2 separate regions of the Homo sapiens genome follow, and region 1 is linked to region 2. The links are chromatin contacts, found by Hi-C or POLR2A ChIA-PET in ENCODE. All regions are on one chromosome and are shown on one strand. The core of a region is the stretch at or near the end of the contact, and the rest is flanking DNA. Distances in the headings are between cores, read along the strand shown.

Region 1 (6,316 bases), core at 1,154-3,653, 330 kb before region 2:
TAATATCAGCTACCTCACCAGGATGTTGTGAGATATAAATGGGAAAAAACATCTAAAGAGTACTTAGCAACTATAAGAAATTACAGGAATGTAAGATATTATTTTGATAGAAACAATAATAAATACTTTGCTGTATAGTGTAAGGTTGAAGAATGTATGTTATAGTATAAGGCAAACTATGTCTATAGAAAGTTGATAGCTTAACTATATGACTCAAATAGTTGACTTAACTATATGACTTAACTATATGACTCAAATCTACTGTCAAATAGCCAAGATATATCATAAATATTAGGAGAGAATAGCTGGGAAACAGAAGTAGTTGTTAGACATTTAAGTATTTTAAGATTAGACCAAAAAGTGCATGTGGTCAGGCTAGACTGAATCAGAGACACCTACCTGCTTTTCAGCTTCTACACTGAAGGTAAGACTCACTTCGGCCTTAGCATAAGGGCCTGGCTAGATTGGCAATTTAAAGTTTGGTGCTATTGAGACCAAGATGTGGGTGGTGGTGTCCAATCCCTATTAGGCGAGGAAGTTATTTTTCCACCTAGAGAACTCCACTACCCTTACAAAGCTCTGGTCTTTTTCAGTGGAATCTTGAAAATGTTTTCTATCAGTACCACTGAGTAGAGATTTTAAAAAGTATATGGTTGAATAAGAGCTAAGCCCCCGCTGCTGTTGGCAAAAGAAAGCAAAGCAACAAAATAAAGAACAACCTAAAAGCATTAGTCCTATAGAGGTTCAAACTGCAGTCTCAGTATCTCGCCAACTGTTCATTTTATCCCCTTTATTTCTGTGGTGGAGCTGAGCTATCTAGAATCACACCATGATTGTGCAGTCTACAAGGCAGTGACACTGGAAGACAGCTGCACAAGCATGAAGGAGGCACAGACTTTGGGACTTTTAATATGTGATTCCTCCACGCCCACCACAAGTTATTTTGGATACCTTCTTTGGGTGGCAGAACCGAAATACACAATATAGCACAACCTAACAAATACAGAGATTTAGTAGCCCACAGAATGGAGTTTTGCCAGGTGTGCCTATCCCCAGTCACCACACCCCGGTGAAATCAACATTCTTTGTGCTAACTTGGAGCTCTCCTTGCCTCCGGTGACTTAAAGTTGTTTTTACAAAATTTGATATATCCTTGGGCACTGAATATGAGTTAGCTTTATTAGTTTAATGATCTGCACCTTTCTGGGTAAATGCTTACAGATTTCTACATTTACGCTCCTGATATATGCTTGAATTTTGTCTATTTTTCAGTAATTTTAAGTAACAAAATCACAGTTCTTAACTTGTATGTTTCTTCAGTGATTTACAATGTTTCCTGTCTGTCTGGAACTCTATAGTGGCAGAGCAGATCTGAAATGCATCAGAGAGTTGACAAGTGACATTTCTATCATGACCTGCACATATTTTAAGAACGGTCTTAACTGGATTAATTATATCCTTGAAAGAAATTGGGTTAAAAAGACAAGAATATTTTTAAATAGTTAACTCTGTGCTTAACCAACAGCAGTATTTCAGTAGCAGACTGTTAAATTAATGTACAGTGAAATAGGGAAAGATATAGTCATCAGTATTTATGTATCCTTTTGTTATTCTTATGACCTTTTTAAAGCCATAAACAAAAGGACATTTGTTTTGCCTTCCTGCCTTAGCCAGGACACAAATTATAAAAAGAAATGCACAAGGAAACATTAATAAATCAAGTAAATACTAAAATTTCATAATTCTTCTCTTTTTACTGCAGTTTTTTTCCTTCCAAATTTAAAGTTTTTCATTAAGCATGGCCTTGCACACTGGACAAAGTGCAGCTCTGTTTTAGAGTACCTGCAAAACATCATTTCCTCTATAAATCACTCGAGTGATTAGAACTGCAAAGCATGGACTTTGCAAAGAAACAGCCTTTAATTGTATGGCCTGTCACTTTGAGAGATAGTGAGAAAGGGAGGAGAGAGGAACTCTAATTTTATTTTTCATCAGTTTTAATTTTTTAATATGTGTAGCTATTTACTGCAAAGAAGTTATTATTTCAGTGTGAAGTTCACTGTTAATTTATTATTAACTTCCCTACACACCTGTACAAATCTTTATTAATGTATTTGGAACCCTGGTTCTAAAAACTTTCAGCTAGTATATTGTAAACTTGAAAGGAGTTACTCACATCAGCACTGAACTGTCCGGTTAGGCAGATCTTTAAAAGGATCTGATAGGGATATTCTTCTTGTATTTCCTGTGTATTTTCCCAATCCTGATTTCATGCTCGTGTGGTGATTTATTTTTCCAGGGCACTGTGCCATCCAGTATAGAAGAGGTCAGTGTGGTAGTATTTCATAGCTTTTCTTTCATCCACAAAGCCTTGCCACCTTCTGTCCATGACTCATGCATCTACTGGTGTTCTCTGATAGCAAGAACATTTTGATTAGCTGTACAGGTTACCTGGTTATTATTCTCATGCTGTCCACATGTGGGTGGATGTGTGTGAAATCTGGAGGTCCTAGCCAATGTTGAAACATAATCCTATCTAGACCAGGAAATGCCTGGCTTCCCAGATACTTCTCAGAGCAATAGGGCAGGGACTAAATTTCTTATTTCCTTCCTGTCCTCCTCCATCCCATAACACCTATGGTCCAAATGGGTGTTTGATAGTCATTATTAATACATTCTATAGAAGCCATATTTTATGTGAAAATATCTCTAGGCCCATCATTTTCCATTCTAATAGGATCCATTATAGAGGGATCGATCCTATTAGTGAAGCAAATTGCCATATAAATAATGTATTACAAGTAGACATAGTTTAAATCCTTGTTCTACCTACTAACTATTAGACCCTGAGCTATTACCTCTCAATTCACCTCAGATTCCTCATCTGTAAAATCGAGATGAAAACAGTACCAATGACATGGGGTTATTATGAAGAGTTAAAAAGATACTGAATGCAGAGCACTTAGTGCATACTGGGCATATACCAAGTGCTGTACAAGTGCTCACTATCCTTCTTAGTACTGCTGTCATCATTTGTAGTGATAGTAGGCCATATGAAGATTTTTTTTTCTCTGATGGATGAAAACTTCAGTATGAGTGGCAAGAATGGGATGGAGGGAGGGAGAGGAAAATAGAGGTTCAAATAAAAGGAGCTTACGTTAAGAAAAAAAAAAAAAAGGAAAACCAGTGAGATACTGTATGCCTTGGGCATGCTTGTATTCACGTAGTGATGAGCAGGTGGACTCACCCTTGCTGTATCTATATATTATGTACCACCTAGCACACACGTAGGCTGTTAATAGATGCCTTTGGATTTACAGATGTTCTTTAACTTACAGTGGGGGTCTGTCCCTATAAATCCTTCGTATGTTGAAAATATCAAAAGTACATTTTTGATTTACAGTATCTTCAATGTATTATGGGTTTATCTTGGACTCCATTGTAAGTTGAGGAGTGTACTGAATGTGTACCGTTTTCATACCATCATAGAGTTGAAGAATTGTAGGTGGATCCATCGTAAGTTGGGGACTGGTTGTCCCTTTGAGGCTTCTCCAGCATTTCTGGGACTGTATTTATTGGAGTATCTGTGTGTGTGTGTGCTGTTTTTCTCCTAATCATTTAATTAAAAATTAATCTTTCTATACCTTACCAACAGTTGCTTCCTTTGTACCTGCTTGTTTTAAACCCTTTAGTCTCATTTTTCTTATAGAGTTTGCCTAAATTATAGAAAATTATTTTAGTATGTTGAAAGTAGTATTATTACACATGTTGGGTTGTGCAAAGATGTGAATTCCTGAGTTCACATTGTATTTGCGTTCTTCCTTGCTCTAATATTATACTAAGGGTTTACAATAATCATTTGCAATATAAAAGAGACTGAAGATTTGCTAGCCTGCTTCAAAATATCAGTTTTTGAGTGGCTTTTATTGGAGGTGAAAATTAGTCAATTTTGTACATGTTCTTGATACTTCCAAGAACAAACCAATTGGTAAAACACAGCCTACTAGAAAAATAGGTAAAGTGTATATATAATTCCCTGAAAAAAAAATTAAGGCCACAAACACCAAAAACTCTGTAGTGTTACTACCAGTCAAAAAATGAAAAAACACGTCTGTACCATTTTTTAAAAACCTATCACATTGGGGAAAGTATTTTTTTTTAAATTAATCTTTTAGGGCATTTCTTCCCTGTTTGATATTTTTTATATGTAAATCTTTTTTTTCTTATCAAACTAATCATGGACATAACATAACATTGCAATGTACTGAAACTGAGTGTGTTTTGGGGGAGAGAATTCTGTGCCATGGTAGACCAATATCAAGGATGATTGAAAGCCTCTGGCCTCTTTCTGAAATGCTGATACTTGGTTAGCCTTACACTCATCACCCAATACTAGAAGGTATTGTGTCTGGCCACAGAGCGGCTCTCTTTTCTTGATAGGTTTGAGGTGTATGTGCAACCACTGAGCACCTGTTTGCGAGGCTATTGCCCTTGAAAGGAGGGAAGGGGTGGCTATGTAAAGAGTATCTTAGCTGCTGGACATAAACGATTCTTCATTATTCAGAGGTTATTGATCATGTTGCTGGATTGCAGTGCTTCTCTGTATCAGGAGGTAAATCAAAGGAAGGGAAAGTTGGTTCTTTGGTGACAGCAGCTTTTATGGGGAAATATTTTTCACCTTTGAAGACTATAGGAGATGGGAGTTATTTCTGTGTTTTAAATATTGATGGTATCCTCATTTCCTTTCTACTAATTAGTTAATTATTGCTCTATTGATAATTATTGGCTCTATTTTTGTTCTTCACTTTGGTAATTCCATTTGTCTGTTTTACCGGGTTCTCAATTGTAGTCATTAGTCCAGCCTCTTCATTTTAGATATTTCCCCGGTATTTTTTAGTGCAAAATTCTGAGGTCTGGGAGTCCAGAGACCTGGTTTTCATTTTTATTTTTTGGTTGCAGGTTCTGCTACTTCCTAACTGTGACTGTACAATAAACATTTACCTGCTTTGAATCTCCATTTCCTGATCTGTAAAATGAGAGGGTTGGATTAATTAATCCCCATGGTCTTTTGAATTTTGTGAGTCTGACAGAGATTTTGTCCAATGATTTGTGTTACAAACATGACCTAGGTATAAACACCTTTCTATTATATTCTGTCTCCGTATTCTTCACAGCAGTGGTTAAATCATTGGAAGTTTTCATTCTCATTCAAAACAGCATCATTTGTTAATCATTGAAGTGTTTGTGTTTTGCTTATTGGAGGCACAGATTACCTTGATATTGTAATTCCGATTAGCTGGGAAGATGCCTTAGGAGTAATTAGACAACATGGAGTTAAAGAACATAAAAAGGCAGTGCAAACGAGTGCTTTCTCTTCTTGCAGAAGGGGTTATTCTATTTCCTGATGCCTGAGATGATCTAAACAAAGAGATTCGTTTTATTAGTGGTGTGGTTTCTTTAGCCCAGTACCATGACCGTATCCTGTTCAAAGAAGCCGCCACAGGGTGCTTAAGTAGAAACATACAGTATGATTTAGCATGCAGTTCAGAGGGGCCAGGTTCTCACATTGCATGTAAGAAAGTTCCCTTTTCGTTTGTCTGTCTGGGCTACTTATTCATCTGTATTGGAAGAGAGGAGAAAAATGCTAGTCTTCCTGTGTTGCGGGAGGATGGCTTGCCCTCGTACATAGGTGTTGGGATGGGGTGTGTGTGGGGGATGTGTGGATGTGAGATCAGTCTTTTTTTTAGCCATCTGTGGTCATTGAGAAACACAGAAACTTTCTGTGTTTCTTTCAGCTTTTCATAGTTGTGGAATTTTAGGTAGTTGTCATACTGTAGTCAAAACATGATTCTGTGAATTTCTGGAATTGGTCTTTAATTTTTACATAACTCTGTCTGGAACATTTCTGAGTACTTCATGAAAAGTGAGGGTCCATCCCCTCGGAAGAACAGGATAGGCGTCAGGAACACTGAAACCTGGCCCCATGGGACCCTGGTGCCCTGCCCTTTGGCCCCAAAGCTGGACCTACAACCACCAGCAATCTAAATCCACCTCCAAACAACACTGAACAACTGCATGGGCAGTGCCAGTCCCCCAAAAACCCAGACCGGGAAAATCTCAGGTGCTGTATCCTTTCTCCCTCCTCTGAGCTCTGGAGTGTTCTAAAATTACATGACTTCTCTGCATTTGGGTCACTTGATTAGAACTGGAAGCACTGTTTCATCCATAAAATACCCTGTAATGGAAAATGACTACATCAACTTGGTTTGAAAATGTATCTTTTATGGTCTCTTATTATTTTGTTGGGTTTTGACAT
Region 2 (5,582 bases), core at 1,147-3,646:
GATTTTGGCACTTCTTTCAAAATGTGTATTAAAACTCAGAGACACTAAATCATACCTGTGAGCTTAAAGCAGCAAAAATAATTTACTGACCTTATTCACCCCTTCAGTTGCAGCAAACTCTTTACTGTATATTTCCTGTACCCCAAGCAAGTGGAGAGTCCATTTTTTACTTCTGAACCTCTCCTCCACTCTCTCCCACCTCATTTCCCCTCAGTGTAACCAAATATTTTCAGCAACTAGAGGCCCAAACAATCTTGTTAACTTAAAAGTTTTCCTGCAGATTTATTGACCCAGCAGAGTTAAACAGGGTAAGTGTTGATCAACACCTCTCAGGTATTTCTTTAATTATTGGCCTGGCATCTCTAGAGCCTAATAAAAATTTGTAATGTGAGTTTGTAATAAAGTAACTATTATATTTATTTATTTATTTATTTATTTGGGGACGGGAAGGGAGCATTTTGGTTTTTCTAAAGGGGAGCCTCCACCTTTTGCCATAAATTGTAGCTGTAGCCTTGATAATACTGTGGTTGAACAATAAGGTCTCAAGGGCTGCTCGCTGAAAGAGATTAAACTGTAATTAAACTACACTATGAGTAAGGAGAGACGGAAAAAAGAAAAAAAAAATTGTGGTTTTCATAAAGCAGAAAAGAAATACATTGACTGGTGTTTACAGCCCAGAGACGTTTTTTGCCTTCTCGACTGCAAAACAGTCTTATTTTTAGCCAGCCAGGGTTTTGCAAGAATGCCGTATCAATCCCACATTTCTGTTCTTTGAAATAATTGCACCAAGCTGGTCCCAAATCAGCAGTAACTAACTGAAAAGCAGGAGGGAAACATTTCTCAAACATACAGTGCCGATGAAATTTGCCATAACACTATGAGTTATGTCGGCTGCCTGCATGAGGTTCCACATAATGGGAAAAAAGAATTTAACTAGATCTTAATTGAACATGCAGCTACATAATATCCTTTTGTTTAGGCTCAAAAATGGATTTTTTTAAACCTCCTTATCAGCGCAGCTATTAAATATTGTGGCTCTCCAGCTATCAGTCTCCGATCAGCACAGTTAGTGCATTTTACCTTCCAAGGAAGTGCACTTTGAGCCAGCTGGAGCACAAGAAATGTAGGAGCTGGAGAAAGTCGTAATTGAAACAGGCGACTGCTTCAGTACAGACAGGAAATAAAAGGAAGACTGGCCCTCCAATGGATTAAATTAGATGTTTCAAATTCAGACAGTATCAGGAAAAAGAAGACTTATGTTAGAGGGGGAAAAAGGTAACAGTAAGTTCATTCAGCGGAGCGCCCCCTCCTCCCCGCATAACACATGTTTTTGCTGGAATCTTACTGTGCCGCCCTGTAGGGCAGACTCGCCCAGGCCTACCTCCTGCCGAACAACAGCGGAGCAGGTCCCTGTGTTAATGTCACACTATCCTTTCTCTCCTGCCTGCCCTCTCCCTTTCAGAGGCCTTTGGTATTCTATTTCCATAAATTAGGCGTGAAATTATGTTGGGCTGAGGATACATGATTTCAGCTGTTTTATAGTTGGAAAGGAAAATCTTTTAGACCTAAAGCAAAAACATTTTTTTAAATATACTTCCTGCCTTATTAGTTTGAGATATGCCTATTATAGAAAATGCTTGCTGTGTAGAAACTTTATTATTTTTTTTGGTCTCACAGATTGCTGTCTTGTCCTTCAGTTCAAGTAATATTGATTGAGTAACGACTATAGGCAAGATCCCAGACTAACTGGTGTCTGCAAAATTGTACATTCATTAGGACAGTATTAATTTATGGGAAATGTAAATTCTCAAATGAAGACTTGTACCTCTGTTGAAATATTTGAAGAAGCTGATTTTATTTTACATTGGAATAATCTACTGAAACTTTCAACATTTTTTCACTTTAGGTGGTACTGCATCTCCGTTTTTCTATTTAGGCAAATATGGCCTTTATTAAGTACAATTTGCTTAAATATCCAACTCCCAATTTTGTTACTGGCAATGCCTGAGACAGTGGCTTTTAAGGTCAGTGGCTATTTCAACATTATAGTGTCCAGTGCCGTTTTTATTCGGGGTGGGAGGGTAGCATTAGATGAAGTCTTTCTCTGAGATGTAAATAAATAAACCACAAAATTCAACAAGCTAAAAATTACTGTGGTTCTTCTTTGTCCCCTCATGAAAGCTGATAAAGTTGAACAGTATAGCAAGTGGACAGAATTCCAACTTTCAAGCTTGAAAATGCCTTTCTTTTCTACCCTCTATGGCCCTCTGTGTGCGGAAAACATAGTCTTGGAAAAATGTGGGGCTTGTGCCCGGGGCTGCCCGCCAGAGCCAGGCCTCATTTGCTCAGGTGTGCTCACCGTTTTAGCTTCTTGAATTAAGCCCTGGGAAAATTCCTGTGCAAACATCTGCTCCCTTTGCCCTGCCTCTCCGACGGGAGTGAGGTGGGGTGGGGAATGCATCATGTGAGTGGGTTTTGCATGGAAAATGTTGCGGGTTGCCTCCACTCCAGCTGGACAGCTTTATACAGCTATAAACCTTTACTGCTGTATTAAGGTTCTATTCAAAGGGTATGAATCTCTGATATTCATGGTCCAACAAAACTGTTACTAATTACTTATCTACTGAATAGCTACCAGGATTGGCAGCTTGAATAACAATCACAAAAATCTGTGTACTCATTATTCTCCAACAAGGCAAGATTCTCATTCCTGTAAGGAGCATAGCTTGCTTTTTTGAAAACTCATGAACAAACTGGAAATGTCTACTTGTGCCCCCTTCCTCAAGAGGCCACCTTGCATAGCTTCCTCACAGAATATTTCTCTGTTCCTGAAAGGTAATTTCGGTGCAGGTCTCATAGAATAAGCACATTTTACAGCTCTGGGCAGGCTATTCTAGTCACAGGTCCTCATGGTCCGGGCTCCAGGGAGCACCTGGAAGCAGATTGTATCCCCCGAGTGTCACTTTTCAGGAGCAGGGATGAAGTGGCAGCTGCCTGCTGCAGAGATCTGTCACATTCACTACCCTGAAACAGGACACACTCTTCAAGAATCACCAATAACCAGAGTTCGCTCCTCCAGCAGTTCTTCCCAGAAGTTTACTCAGCACCTTGACATCTTTTGGTGTGACTCCATTCTTGGAGGTCCAGACCCACCTCTGTGCTTTCAGATGCAGAATCACATCCACTTCTTGCAGCTGTTTGCTGTGCTGTGCCTGCTTCACCCAGGGCTAAGGAGCTGATGATAACTGTGCAGTGCTCTGAAGAAATAGATGTCTAATCCCAGCACTTTGGGAGGCTGAGGCAGGCAGATCACTGAGGTCAGGAGTTCAAGACCAGCCTGGCCATTATGGTGAAACCCCATCTCTGCTTAAAAAAAAAAAAAGAAAGAAAGAAAAAGAAAAAGAAAAATTAATTGGGCATGGTGGCTCATTCCTGTAGTCCCACCTACTCAGGAGGCTGAGGCAGGAGAAACACTTGAACCCAGGAGGCGGAGGTTGCAGTGAGCTGAGATCACACCACTGCCCTCCAGCCTGGGTGACAGAGCTAGACTCCATCTCAAAAAAAGAAAAGAAAAGAAATGGTTGTGAGTAGGAGTCATAAGAACATTCTGCTGGCCTTTTATAGATGTCTAACCCTCCTGAGAAAGGTTGGTGTTACTATCCACTTTTTACAAATTAGTAAACTGAGACTTAAAGAGTTGAAGAAGCTCACCAATATCAATACAACCTGTGTTTGGAGTTGCTAGGGTTCACAACCAGAGTTCTCAGAATCGGAAGCTTCTTTATTTCCATATATCATGTTACTTAAACTAGACCTTATTCACCTTGGAAACCTAAATTTTATTTCAGGAGACCTTGTCGAGAAGGAAGAATTTCAGAGGCCAACCACCATATGGGCATCATCAAGCAGCCCTAGTCAAGGTGGGAGGAAGGAAGGGAAGGCTGGCCTCCTCTTCCCCTGGCCTCCTGCTCTCTTCCCTTACTGCAAAGCTCTGAATCACTGAGACCATTGCAGCTAGCTGGGATTTTAATTTTTTTTAAAAAAAGACATTAAGGTATGAATGACCTACTATCTTAACCCTTGGAGAGTCTGTTAATCTAAACAAATCTCCAACCGATATAAATGTGTGAGGAGGTATTTGAAGTAGTGGTTGAGTTTTCTTGTGTGTTCAGAGAGGGAGTCCCAAAATTAGTGTATCTAGGAACAAAGTACGCAGTTTGTTTCGTAGGCTGTAACCCTGAAATCAACAATGTGTGTTAGTGGCAACATACAGCATTAAATGGGTAGCATATGCATATATCAAGAGTCATCTTCTCTGGAGTCTCCCTCCAGTTTTAATTCTCCCTCCCTCCCCAGCCCCTCAGCCAATTTCTCTTGATTTCCTTGCTTTGCCTTCCTTCTTTCCTGACTTCTGTTATTCTAGAATGTGACTAGAAAGTAGGGAAGGAAAAGCACAGCCCTATTTTCTCGTCTTCTTTCACCTATTTCGATAATAATGAAGACCTTCAGACTTAAAAGTATATCTTGATCACAGTTTTCCCATTTAAAAATTATTCCCATCAGAGGTATCACAACTTGAAAAAGAAAACTAGACCAAAGGCAGGTGGCTGGGAGTCAAAAGGCACCGTGTTGCCAAGGCTTGAGCTTTCTTAGATATATGCCATCCACTCCAGCATATCATCGTTAGAGATTAAATCCATAATAAATTGGATGTTTTAAAGAGACTGTTTTTTATTATCTGAACATTGAGGGGAAAAGAAGGAGGGAGCGGGGGACTCTTTGCCAGCGGGAAGCACAGAACTAGCTGCCTCCCCTCACCACCCGCACCCTCCACCCTCGTCACGGCCAGTTCTCCACTCTTACTCCACCTCCAGCCCAGATCCCTGGCTCCAGTCCCTTCCCTCGCTAATCTTTGACCTACACGATATCCTAGGGATCGGTAGGAGTAAAGGTTTGAAAGTTCCTATTTGAAAACAAGTCTTAGTGATCAAAATGCCTCTTTGCTGGCTGGTGAAGTATGGACCAGGCCCAGAACACCCTATGTTTGACAGAAGTAAGTTGGGGGATTTTTAAGTTATTTGTGTTCCAGTACTTTCCATAAGGAAGAAGTATGTTTTGAAGCAAGCAAGATACAGGTTTGTGTTGCCACCAGTGTGTCATAGCCTGCAGTTCACACACCCGGTGTAGGTGTCAACAAAGCTGTCTCGTATTCTCCAACAGTATGCGATGCCAAAACCAGAAAATGGGATCTGATTGCAAGGGAGGCACTGGCAAAACAGAACTTTACAGTGCTCGGTTCTGTTTGACATTTAGGGGACATTCGCTTGGAGGACTCCCAAACAAGTAATACGCCAAGAGAAGGGATGGCTTCTGCCTTCTCTTGGAGATTCAGCGGGTGGCTGGCTTTAGGCAGAATTACAGAGCCTTCTGATCCAAAGGAGCCTCACGCTTCTACCTCCACATGGGCCTCACTCACATTCCAGCTACGAGAAAGCCTGGATGCTCTTCCAGACCCACCCACACAAAAGGTTTGCACAAGACTCAGTGGTTCTACAGGTTCTGCTCTTATCTGAGAACTAAGT

Evidence for each region. A loop is a pair of places that touch in the nucleus more often than their neighbours do. ChIA-PET counts read pairs that join two places held with the same protein, here RNA polymerase II (POLR2A). Pooled maps may share reads with other maps.
Region 1: POLR2A ChIA-PET joins it to region 2 with 11 read pairs in activated CD4-positive, alpha-beta T cell. The contact joins two enhancer-like sites. A Hi-C loop is called at or near these places in 1 of 37 single-sample maps with no recorded cell type and 2 of 50 pooled maps. POLR2A ChIA-PET finds 5 or more read pairs at or near these places in 1 of 52 experiments (activated CD4-positive, alpha-beta T cell).

Annotation. Positions count from the first base shown.
Region 1 is chr6:2,128,663-2,134,978 of GRCh38, reverse strand. All of the region lies in intron 1 of GMDS (GDP-mannose 4,6-dehydratase), which reads left to right. Among named protein-coding and RNA genes, the nearest start is that of GMDS, 110 kb to the left of the region's middle. Within about 2 kb of position 2,403, at least 3 of the 41 ENCODE cell types and tissues checked have a DNase peak (open chromatin) inside an H3K27ac peak, as active enhancers do.
Region 2 is chr6:1,798,430-1,804,011 of GRCh38, reverse strand. All of the region lies in intron 7 of GMDS (GDP-mannose 4,6-dehydratase), which reads left to right. Among named protein-coding and RNA genes, the nearest start is that of FOXC1, 190 kb to the right of the region's middle. Within about 2 kb of position 2,396, at least 3 of the 41 ENCODE cell types and tissues checked have a DNase peak (open chromatin) inside an H3K27ac peak, as active enhancers do.